2 separate regions of the Homo sapiens genome follow, and region 1 is linked to region 2. A link is an interaction called in ENCODE POLR2A ChIA-PET data of the cell type or tissue named here. Cell type or tissue: GM12878. All regions are shown on one strand. Links, peaks and the distances in the headings refer to the core of each region. The heading gives the core; the rest is flanking DNA. Region 1 overlaps LINC02325 (long intergenic non-protein coding RNA 2325). Region 2 overlaps LINC02325 (long intergenic non-protein coding RNA 2325).

The links. Peaks named below come from ENCODE experiments on the same cell type or tissue, not always from the same donor. Only the 100,000 strongest peaks of a DNase experiment are listed, where the experiment ranks them.
Region 1: POLR2A ChIA-PET joins it to region 2 with 5 read pairs; 2 of 35 experiments call an interaction of 5 or more read pairs at or near these places.

What each region holds. Positions count from the first base shown.
Region 1 is chr14:97,542,173-97,547,552 of GRCh38, reverse strand. The region is part of intron 3 of LINC02325 (long intergenic non-protein coding RNA 2325); the gene reads right to left. Among named protein-coding and RNA genes, the nearest start is that of LINC02325, 86 kb to the right of the region's middle. RefSeq lists an enhancer at 4,638-5,380. In GM12878, for the core only: no CTCF peak of the experiment used is centred there; a DNase peak (open chromatin) is centred at 2,712; H3K27ac peaks cover 327 bases.
Region 2 is chr14:97,488,644-97,494,023 of GRCh38, reverse strand. The region is part of intron 1 of LINC02325 (long intergenic non-protein coding RNA 2325); the gene reads right to left. Among named protein-coding and RNA genes, the nearest start is that of LINC02325, 33 kb to the right of the region's middle. In GM12878, for the core only: no CTCF peak of the experiment used is centred there; no DNase peak of the experiment used is centred there.

The sequences.
Region 1 (5,380 bases), core at 250-5,249, 53 kb before region 2:
TCTCCTGTTGTTTCTGCAAAAATGTTCGGTCGATTAAGCAACAATAACGTGAATTATTCTATGAGTATCTCGGGATGGTTGCCTGGAATACTGTATATAAATTCCATTGTACTGGAGTCAATTAAACCTCATTGTCTATAAAAGTCACCTGTCTGACTTAGGGAAAAGTGGGCATGAATGTAAAAGACCCAACAACGTGTTGAAACTGAAATCTAACCAAGTTAATTTATGCTGCTCGGCTTGGAAGGAGAAAGAGCAGGCAGTTTTTGGGGGGCCTGGAAGCTGTGTGGGGATTTTCTGAGACCATTCTGATTACTCAGGGTTGCTGATGGGGGACGATGACACCTGAAGTTTAACCACCCCTGAAAACTAAGACAAGGAAGACAAAGAACACTTTTTTGACATTCTTGGCGCAAATGAAAGAAACTTGTCATTCCAACTTCACAAGACAGTGCTCAAAGATGAAATGTTCAACTCCACTGGGACAGCCATTTTTTTTTTGCTGTTATTACAGAAGAAAATTATAACCATAAAAATGTCCAATTTAGAAAAAAAGGTGCCACTTTAGTGTCATTTGCATAAAAGCTGTTACACACAAATTGTTATAAAGACAAATGTGTAGTACTCTCGTTGAAAATTGCTTATATCTCGGGTGCTTCGGCTCCAACGACATAAAGGCCTCTTCAGACTGAAATTCATTCTCAGGTAAATAAAGCTGAAAGTGAAATTTCACCTATTTGAAAGTACGTGAGTGGTTTTTCATGTTGTCTTAAACAGGTTTTGAGAGGCTGGGCCCTCTCCTCCTTTCACGGCTCACCCCCACCGCCTGGCGGGGCCTGGTGGCCCTCACAATACGGAGCACCTCCGAGGGCTTAGGCATTTTGTGCTGGAGCGAGTCAGAGTCCGGCTCCGTGGAGAACCAATAGGCCTTGCAGATACAGGCAGGGCAGGGGGCTTGCAGAGAGGAAAGCACTAACGACGCTCTTCTCTGAAAATTAACGTGCTGGTATACACCGTATCCTTCCATCACGGCCCACCTGCCTCATCAGAGCTCCCTGCCAGCAACTGCCCCGGTAGAATATCGCTCTCTCCATCACACGCTGACCATTGCCATGGGCAGCCGTATTAGGTTGGTGCAAACATAATTACCATTTTTGCCATTGAAAGTAATGGCAAAAACCGCAATGACGTTTGTACCAACCTATATGATTCCTTGAACTTAATGTCCCTTTCCCTTTTCCGGGGCTGCCCCCTCCTGCCGGGAATGATCTTCTGACTTATCCGGAAGAGCTGCAGTGTATTCCTCAGGAGTGTACACTCCAGTGACTGATTTTTTTTTTTTTTCCTTACAGCTCTTTGTCAGTTGCTTGCTCCTTCCCCTGCCCCCTCTACACAGATATTAATATTACTATCAATGAAATAAGTGAATAAGTAATGTTAATTGATGTTACTTATCACGCTTATTACTATGACTCATCCCCTGCCATCTCTCCTACGACCCTTTGCTATCTAAAGGCAGGACCTGTGTCTCGTGCATTTCCATATTCCAATTCCAGGGCCAAAACTCCCCAGAGTAGCCACTGGAAGGAGTTATGTTGAATGAATGGTGAACAGTTACATACTCAAATAATGGGTTGCAGGGTGAAAGAATACCCCATCTGGACTAACTAATTTGAGTCAGGGAACTTCAGAACAGTGGTCCCCAACCTCCAGGCCACCTACTGGTACTGGTGGCCTATTAGGGACTGAGCTGCACAGCAGTTGGTCCCCATCACTCTCATTACCACCTGAGCTCCGCCTCCTGTCAGATCAGCAGTGGCATTACATTCTCATAGAAGCACAAACTCCACTGTGAACTGCACATGTGAGGGGTCTAGGTTGTGCACTCCTTATGAGAATCTAATGCCTGACGATCTGTCACTGTCTCTTATCACCCCCAGATGGAACCATCTACTTGCAGGAAAACAAGCTCACGTCTCTCAGTGATTCTACATAATGGTGAGTTATATAATTATTTCATTATATTTTTACAATGTAATAATAATAGAAATAAAGTGCACAACAAATGTAATGAGCTTGAATCATCCTTAAGTCCTCCCCCACCTCCCCTGGTTCATGGAAAAATTGTCTTCCACAAAACCGGCTCCTGGTGCCAAAAAGGTTGGGGGCTGCTGCTTTAGAACATTATGAAAATCATTGTTGGTGTTTTGCTTTTGTTTTTGGAGGTTTTAGATTTCTTTTTAAATGAGAAGGTATTAAAAAAACGCTACTCATAAAGACTTCCTGATTCAAGCTCACATCAGTCCCTGTTATCATTGAGTTCCCATAAACAATGAAACTGACTTTTAATGAGCATCTACTATATGCCAGTGACTCCAATACAGACTTTATAATAAATATCAACCCTACAGGTACACATAAATACTAATTAATGATAGATAAGGTAACTGAACTTCAGAAGGGACATTTGGCAGATGACATGGACCTTGGAAGTAGAAAATCTAGGCTTTAAGCTTTTCAAGCATTCATGATAACATGCCTTATATTTATAGCAACTTACTGCAAGTAAGATGGGCTTTTTGCATCTCTCATTTCATTTACTCTTTATTCTCATCGCATGAGATAGGTCTAATTACACCCATTTTAGAGATGATGTGGAGAGTGTGGTATAAAAAGAGAAATGCTGGACTTAGAGAATCTGGTTTTGAAACTCAAATATGAAATTTACCAGCTGCTGAGAGGTCATTTCATTCTCACTTTGACTCAACTTCCTCTTCTATAAAATACCACTGGGAAGTCTCCTTCCGTGCCTGGTGACCAGGTCAGGACTTATGTTGAGAAGCTTCCGTATGCGCATGTTGGTAGAGAATTTAAAGTTTCCCAGAGTGAATGTATTAAAATAATTATTAATAGTAATAATAATTTCAACTTGCTTTCCAAATGACTCACTTCAGTTTCAGCTGAGAGAGGCAGAAGGAAGGCAAAGTTGGGAACTTGGAGGTCCCAGGAGGTTGCTGAGTTTCCGTTAGGAGTGGGAGTTGGATTCTGAATTCATGAGAAGTTTCCAGAGAAGCAGTGGCCAGGCCTCTGCACAGATGGTGGGGTACAAATGAGACAGTGGGGAGAGAGAACCTTCCTGATGTCCAAGCAGAAGGAGACAAAGAGGCCGGGCACAGTGGCTCATGCCTGTAATCCCAGCACTATGAGATGCTATGCCATGGCAAAAGAACCACTTGGGCCCAGGAGTCGGAGACCAGCCCTGTCAACATAGTGAGACCCCATCTCTACAGAAAAGAAAAACATTAGCCAGGCTTGGTGGCACACGCCTGTAGTCTCAGCTACTTGGGAAGCTAAGATGGGAGGCCAGCTTGAGCCTGGGAGGTCAAAGCTGCAGTGAGCTCTGATTGCACTACTGCACTCCAGCCTGGGTAGCAGAGCAAGACCCTGTCTCAAACAAACAAACAAACAAAATACAGAAGGAGACTAAAAAAAAAAAAAAAAAGGGATGTTAGTTCTCTGGTTCTCTGAACCACAGCAAGTGGTTTCCTGAATTACAATGTTTGCCTCTGTGTGTAAATCATTTAGATAAGGGCAAGCCATTTTTCCTTCTAATAGAAGGATAGTTCTCTTAATATATATATTCCTCTAACTGGTACTAGAAGTCAAAATATTCGATTAAACAATTGTTGGGGGAAAGGAAACTGGAAACTTAGATTTTTTTAAGTGGAAAGCTACAGGGAAGAAAAAACGTACTTTTTAACTAATGAAGATATTCTATACCTACCTGTTTTCAAAATGGCAGTTAAAAAAATAAATATTTTGTATGGTGTTTTGGGGTAGGTGAAACTTGTATCATTTCAAAAAAGGTGTTGATGAAAAGGACTTTTGAGTTTATGGAGTATGAACAAGAACTCAGACTTCATACTCTCAAAATGAAAAATAAAAGCTGAAGTTTTCAGCTTGGGTATGCATGCAAATTTTTTGACTTTTGGTGCTTTCTGACGAAGTACCGCATGGAAAAAAACATAGCTCCAGCCAGTTGGACAAGAGAGATGTAGAGGAGGTTTTAGATCTCTTTAAGGAAGGAGCACTACAGTCCCAGGGCTGGCCTGTCCCCATGTATTAGGGAAGTACTTAAAGATGCATAGAGAGGACAATGTGATTATTTTAAAGGTCACGGGTCTCGCTGAGATAAGGCTAAAGTGGTCGCCATCTAGCCATGCTGAATTGGATTATGGGGAGATTCTGTTCAGGTCAATTCATCAAGGATTGTCTAGATTAGACATTCATGAAAGTACTGCTGGTAAGTTTGAAAAGGAAACTTAAAATGAAGACAATTATGTAGCTCTTTCAGAATGTTTTATGCAGTCTAAAGATACTATTTTTTGAAAATTGTATATCTGTGACTATGCATAGTCTGAGAACACGTGTATAAAAAAACCATCCAACTGCAGAAATATCAGGGTTCCCATTGAACCATCACATGCAGGTTTGGGGGCCTTAAGGGGAACATTATAAAGAGCACTCCTTCCCCCCATGTGATTTGGAAACCATCAGTCACAATGACACCTTGCTTCTCCAGCAGCTCGAGGAGAAGGAGGCTTCTATCTGCAAGTGGGTGGACTCCCTAGCACGTATCTCCCAGAGTGGGTTACTGCAATCACCGTTTCCCGAGGAACCTAAGACAAAACTGACCACATTCAGGAACACACAGAACTCACATTCTCTGGCACAGGTAGCTTTCTATGACTTTTCCATTTATTTTTAAATAAATGAATAGAAGGAGACCTGAGCCAAGCATCCCAGGGTATTCGTTCCAAAATTCCCAAACAGTTTACCCTTAAAGTAAGGCAAATGAGGGGACAGAGAGAGGCCAGTAGTGCTATGCTAGTGAAATCCCCGCCACCTGGGATAAAACTCCAGGAGAAGAGAAAAAGTACCCCTCCTCCAGCAGCAGTTTGAAATTGGGGCACTGGCTTTCTCTAGAATACAGAGGCAAGACAAGTCCCAAAGTTCAATTTCAAATGGGCCTCCAGCCCTGAAGAGGCAGGCAACCGGGGGTCACAGGGTTTAGAGACCAGGTCCTGGGGAAAGTGGGTGGGAGAATCGGACACAATTACCCTGAAGAAAATATTCAAGAACAACCAACGTGTTTCAAATCTTTTTTTTTTCTTTCTTCTTTGCAGGGGTGAGGGAGCTGATTTGATTTGTTCTCTGGAATTCCAGATGGAAAACCAGGAACAGCGGTGGAAGCTACAGGGAGACAGACTTCAGCTCAATGTCAGGACAAACTTTTCAGCAGTTGGGTGCACCCGAACAAGCTGCCTTGTGAGGGAGTGAGGACCTCTTTCTGGAAGTGTGTTAGCAGAAGCTGGAGGGC
Region 2 (5,380 bases), core at 67-5,066:
ACATTATTCCTAACCCCATTCCCTCCTCTCACCACAGGAAACTTGATGGTATTACGTTATATTATGTAGAATTTTAACTGTATTTTTTATGTTGTAGATTATCTTTTTACTTCCTTCTTTTTGGATATTACTTTAAACACACACAGACATGTGTGTGCATGGGTAAAACTTAGTGCAATAAATTTTACCAATCTATGTGCTCATCCTTAATATCCATATTTTTCAAAACATCCTCCTTCAGGTGCCCTTCTCTCAAGGATGTTTTCAGAGAGGGCATGATGGGGTAGTAAACTTTCTGAGTCTTTACTCACTTAAAAATATCATTATATTGCCTGTGTGTTGAGAGATAGTTTAGCTTGGTATAAGATTACAACTTAAAAGTGAGTTTAATTTAACACTTTGAAAATAATTCTCTATTCAATGTTGCTATTAAGAAATAAGATTTTAATCTAAATATTATTTCTGTATGGGTGATCTGTATGTTCTCTTGGATAGCTTGTCACTTTTTTCTTTTCCTTTGATGTACTTAAATATAATTATGTTGTCTAAGTGATTTTTTACTTATAGATTCTATTAGGCATTCCATAAGAACTGTGGCTATGAATCTCTTTTTATTCATTTATTCTATTATTATTTGCTTTTCAAATACTTCCTCTCCTTATTTTTTCTCTCCTTCTATGACTGCCTATTTTATTTATATCAACAGATGTGCCTCTAGCCTCTATTTATTTTAACTTTTTTGCTTTTTGTAACTCTTTCTACCTGCTCCTGCCTTCTCAGAGAGTTCTTTAAACTGACCTTCTAGCTCACTAATTTATCCTTAAGTTGTATCCATTGTGCTTTTTATTCCACTCCTTAAACTCTTTATATTCAGTATTGCATATTTCATACCTAGTTTTTCCACGTGGTTCTGCTTTGTAACTGCCTGTTTCTGCTTCATCGTCCAATATCCTTGCATGTTAGGAGCAGCATTTCTTTTACTGTGATTGTGCTTCTCAGGCCCTTGCTTCTAGTCTCCTGAAGAGTTGAAGGAGTGAGATATGTGGCCCAGAATAGAGACCTCCTATGCCAAAGTCTGGGCTTGGCCAGCCCATTTACTTTGTAACCCCAAAGCCTCACCTTACAGCAGCTTTCCATCCATGTAGCCAGGCATGGCTCTTCCGCAAGAGGTTGTCTCCCTGCCTCCATCCTTTGCAGCGAAGGAAGGAAGTGAAGCTGGAAGCCCCCAGCAGCCAGTCTCTCTGACTGCACTGCTGGTTCAGCCATCTCCATCTTGCCCTCAGGGGTAATACTTCCTTAGTGACCCCAACATGGCTGAGTTGACTTTGCTATTTTTCTGTCTCAAAGAGGTCAAAGGGTTGGCAAAGATATTCCAAGTATAATATGGAAAAAATAAAAAATAAAATACACAAGCTCCCTTCTTATATCCACCCCACTAAATGTGGTATGCAGGCATCCTTGGGGCCATGCTAAGGCATAACTGCCCTCAGTCTCCCCAGAGTTCCTTGGAATGTCTATATTACTGTTCAGGTCCATTCGCTTACTCCTTAATTTCCTGACCTCTTTGGTGTTGGGTTTGTGGGAGAGGGCCAGTATTTTATGCTAACCGTATGAGCAGACCAGCAGATACAAGACAAAAGTAGGATTCTCAGAGGAAAAGCAAGCTGGGCAAAGAGAAGCACATGAACAAAGCCACTGAGCGCAAACCACGAAGGAGCAGACGACAGCAGAAGAAGCTTCTTGTTTTTGTTGTTTGTTAGTTTGTTTTAATTCATTTGGAAAGCAGTAGAACCCAATGGCAAATTGGAGAGTTGGGAACAGAGGTAGTATGGGAGAATATAAGTCTCTGAGCTAAGGATGAGATGAACAAGCAGTTTTGTTTTTTAAGTGGGGACAGTTTTTGATAAGAAATACCTTAGGTTAATGTCACATGATAAATATTTCCACATAATCTCACCTATTGATTGTTATACTGGAAAGTTGGAACTGCCTTATCCAGCTCTCTTAGAACCAAAATCAATGCTGACTTTGATCCCTTTCGACTCACTTTTATTTAGTGTTTATTTTGAATCTTTTGTCACTGGACTTAGATCTTTATCTGTGTCCCCAGATGGCTGGTCTAAGAGTGGCTTCCAGAGGGAAGTAGGGCAGATTTGGCTAGGGATCATGTTGGAATACCGCCAGAGTAAACCTGGCCATGTGTTCACCTTGCCAAAGGCTGTGGTGTAGCCAGCGCATCACCAACCACCCAAAAAAAGCCTTTTCTTTGGTTCCATCTCTTTCCTCCCGAGGGCTAAGACTCCAGGAAATGGTGAAACCCGAGAGACAGAACCAGCAAATGTACCAAATCACAGCTTTGTGGCTGGGCAGGACATTTCACAAATTCTCTCTCCATTGACTCTCACTGCACTCTGGGAAGAGAGTGTGATTATCCACATTCTACACAGGAGAAAATCAATCAAGACCCAAAGAAATCAAGAGACTGGCCCGAGTTTATGCAGAAAGGAAGAGCAAGTCTTAGGGCTGTAGGTTCAAAAACCAGGTCCCCCCACACCACACCTGAGAAGTGGAAGAAAGAGATTGATTCCCATTTACATCTTCACATTCTATCTGTTGAGTTTTGACTATGTTCCAGGTTCTGTACTAGGCACTGAGTTTACTCTCAAACCAAAAGGACCACACACACCCTACCCTCCAGGGAAAAGGAGGTGGTAACACAGACATGAAACAGTGTCCCTGAAATGAATATGCACTTTACACAGCATGAGATTTGGAATTCAAAAAAGAAGAAGGAAAGAAAAAAGAAAAATAGGACACTTTAAGAGAGGTCAGGAGTCTCATTTTGCATATAGGGTCAGTATATTAGTCTGTTCTCACACTGCTAGGAAGCAATAACTGAGATGGGGTAATTTATAAAAGAAAAAGGTTTAATTGACTTGCAGTGCCGCATTGCTGGGGAGGCCTCAGGAAACCTAAAGTCATGGTGGAAGGCAGAGGAGAAGCAGGCACCTTCTTCACAGGGTAGCAGGACAGAATGAGTGCAAGCAGGGGAAATGCCAGATGATTATAAAACCATCAGATATCATGAGAACTCACTCACTATCATGAGAACAGCATGGGGGAAATGGCCTCCATGATCCAATTACCTCCATTCCATCCCGCCCTTGACAAGTGGGGATTATGGTGATTACAATTCGAGCTGAGATTTGGGTGGAGACACAGAGCCAAACCGTATCAGTCAGGGAAGCCAAGACCGGAAGAATCTACACGAGTCTGGCCGCTGTCTTACCGCATCACCTCCGATAGCCATGTGCCACCTCCACACCTCAATCCCCACATCCTTATCTGTGGCTGTCAGTGGAACTTACTTCCGTGATTAGTGGTCTATATTTATAATGTGTTTGTTTTTTGTGAATGAAACTGGCATTGAAACTCTGACATTGAACCATCCTACCAAAGAATATTTTTTTTTCAGAAAATGGCACCGATGTGCTATGAGCAGAAGGAACTCTGGACACTGAGTCAGAAGACATATTTAATGGCCGGGCTCCATTTCTAATTCCAAGTCCACATTTTCTCCACACTGCCTAGCTGGGAGGGGAGCACAGACACTGGAATAGGTAGAACCGAGTCCAGGCCCAGGGATGTTCCTTCCTATCTGTAGGAACATTTGTTAATGTCTCTGAGCTTCTGCCTCCACAGTGTATAAATATCTCACCCTGTTATTGTGCCTAATAAAACAGACAACTCAAGTCTTCATACTGGCAACCAGCATAGGGTAGCACTTTAATGACAGCTGGTCTCTGTCCTTCCGACAACGGATAAACCAGCTCTACAAGGATTCCATCCTGGTGGCCTGGTGGAAACAAACCCTATACTCTGTTGCCTAATTGTTTAATTCTTTTTGAGACCCAGACTTTTGTTCAGAACGAGAACAATATGTTGCACTGGAGGCCTGGAGTGGGTCCAGCCCAGAGTTGCCCCCATGGGCACAGACCTTCCAGAGACCAGCCTGCCTCCAGCTCAGAAGGGGCTCGTGAGAGCAGCGGATGGATGCCGGAGCTGCACTCTACATAGCTGGAGCGCTCTTCACGTTATCAGCACAATCGGGGGAGTCTAAATTGGCCCACAGTGCGTGAGCCCAGAACACCTCATTCACTTCTAACATGAAGAGCTCTTTTAAAATGTGAAGTACTGAATTTGGAAAGCATCGAGATTTAGGCACGAATAGTGCAGAACAATTTAATATTATGGGAGCTCTTCAATCTCTCTCTTTTTTTTTTTTTAGATAAGCACTTCATTTTGGAAGTGACTCAAATAATGCTCTATTACTCCAATGAGCACATGACTGACTTGAAAATGCAATTACCCCACACTAAGAAATAAATCCCCAAAGTTCCCAAACCGGGGGGAAGTATGGAGGAAAGGCAGCACTCAATTCTTCTGTACACCTGGAATATCTTCACTTTCCCACTCCACCTCTCCAAACACTGTGCTTTTTAACCCCAAGCTTAAATGCTGTCTCTCTGATGCCTTTCAATTCAGATGTGCTGATGTGCATTGAATGCCTACTGTCATCGAGCCAATTTCTCATTTGTGGGGTCATTTAGTCCCCACAGCAACTCTGTAATGTAAGTGATCCTTATCTCCATTTGACCCCAGGAAACAGGACCACAGAGGCACTAAGCTGACCTCAGAACTTTCAAGAACCTCAAAGAACCGGCAAGTTGCTTTCATTACTCATTCAGGAGCGGGAGAATGAGTCTATGCTTGAGTCTATGCTTGATGAAACAAAGAATAGACTTTGCCCAAAAAGGAAGACTTGACCAATGAAGAAGGAAGAGTCCTTGTCCTCAGTACCTTGAGATGGAATAGAAAACACTGAGATTTGAATTCAGAAAACCTAAGTTCCAACCACCAGGGACAAGTCATTTGTCTCATCTATAAAACAAGGAGATCTTGGCGGTTAATGGAAGGGGAGACTAGAGAGCAGATGGGAAACTCTTGGCCCAGGTATTTGGCATCGACTCTGCAATGAATCTCTACCTGGACTTTGCATTGCTATGAAGCTTTGTAGCCCTGGATGCCGTCTGCCCTACCGGGCCCTGGGTATTCCCCGGGATCCCCACCACCAGCCCTGATGAGATGGTTTCTCACTGGAAAGAGGAGACAGGAAATAAACACCTAAAGAAGCAAGAACATAGGCACACAGGAGTTTATTTCTTGTTTGTGCTGCAAGCAGGGCCACTGCTCACAAGGACATGTCTCAGAGAATACTCCAGGGAACTGAGAGGGTTATGATTTCTCCTCTGTGCTGGGCAGTCACTGGCCAACCAAAGGCACAGCAGACCTCGAGGAGACTCTTGATACCATGTGGCAT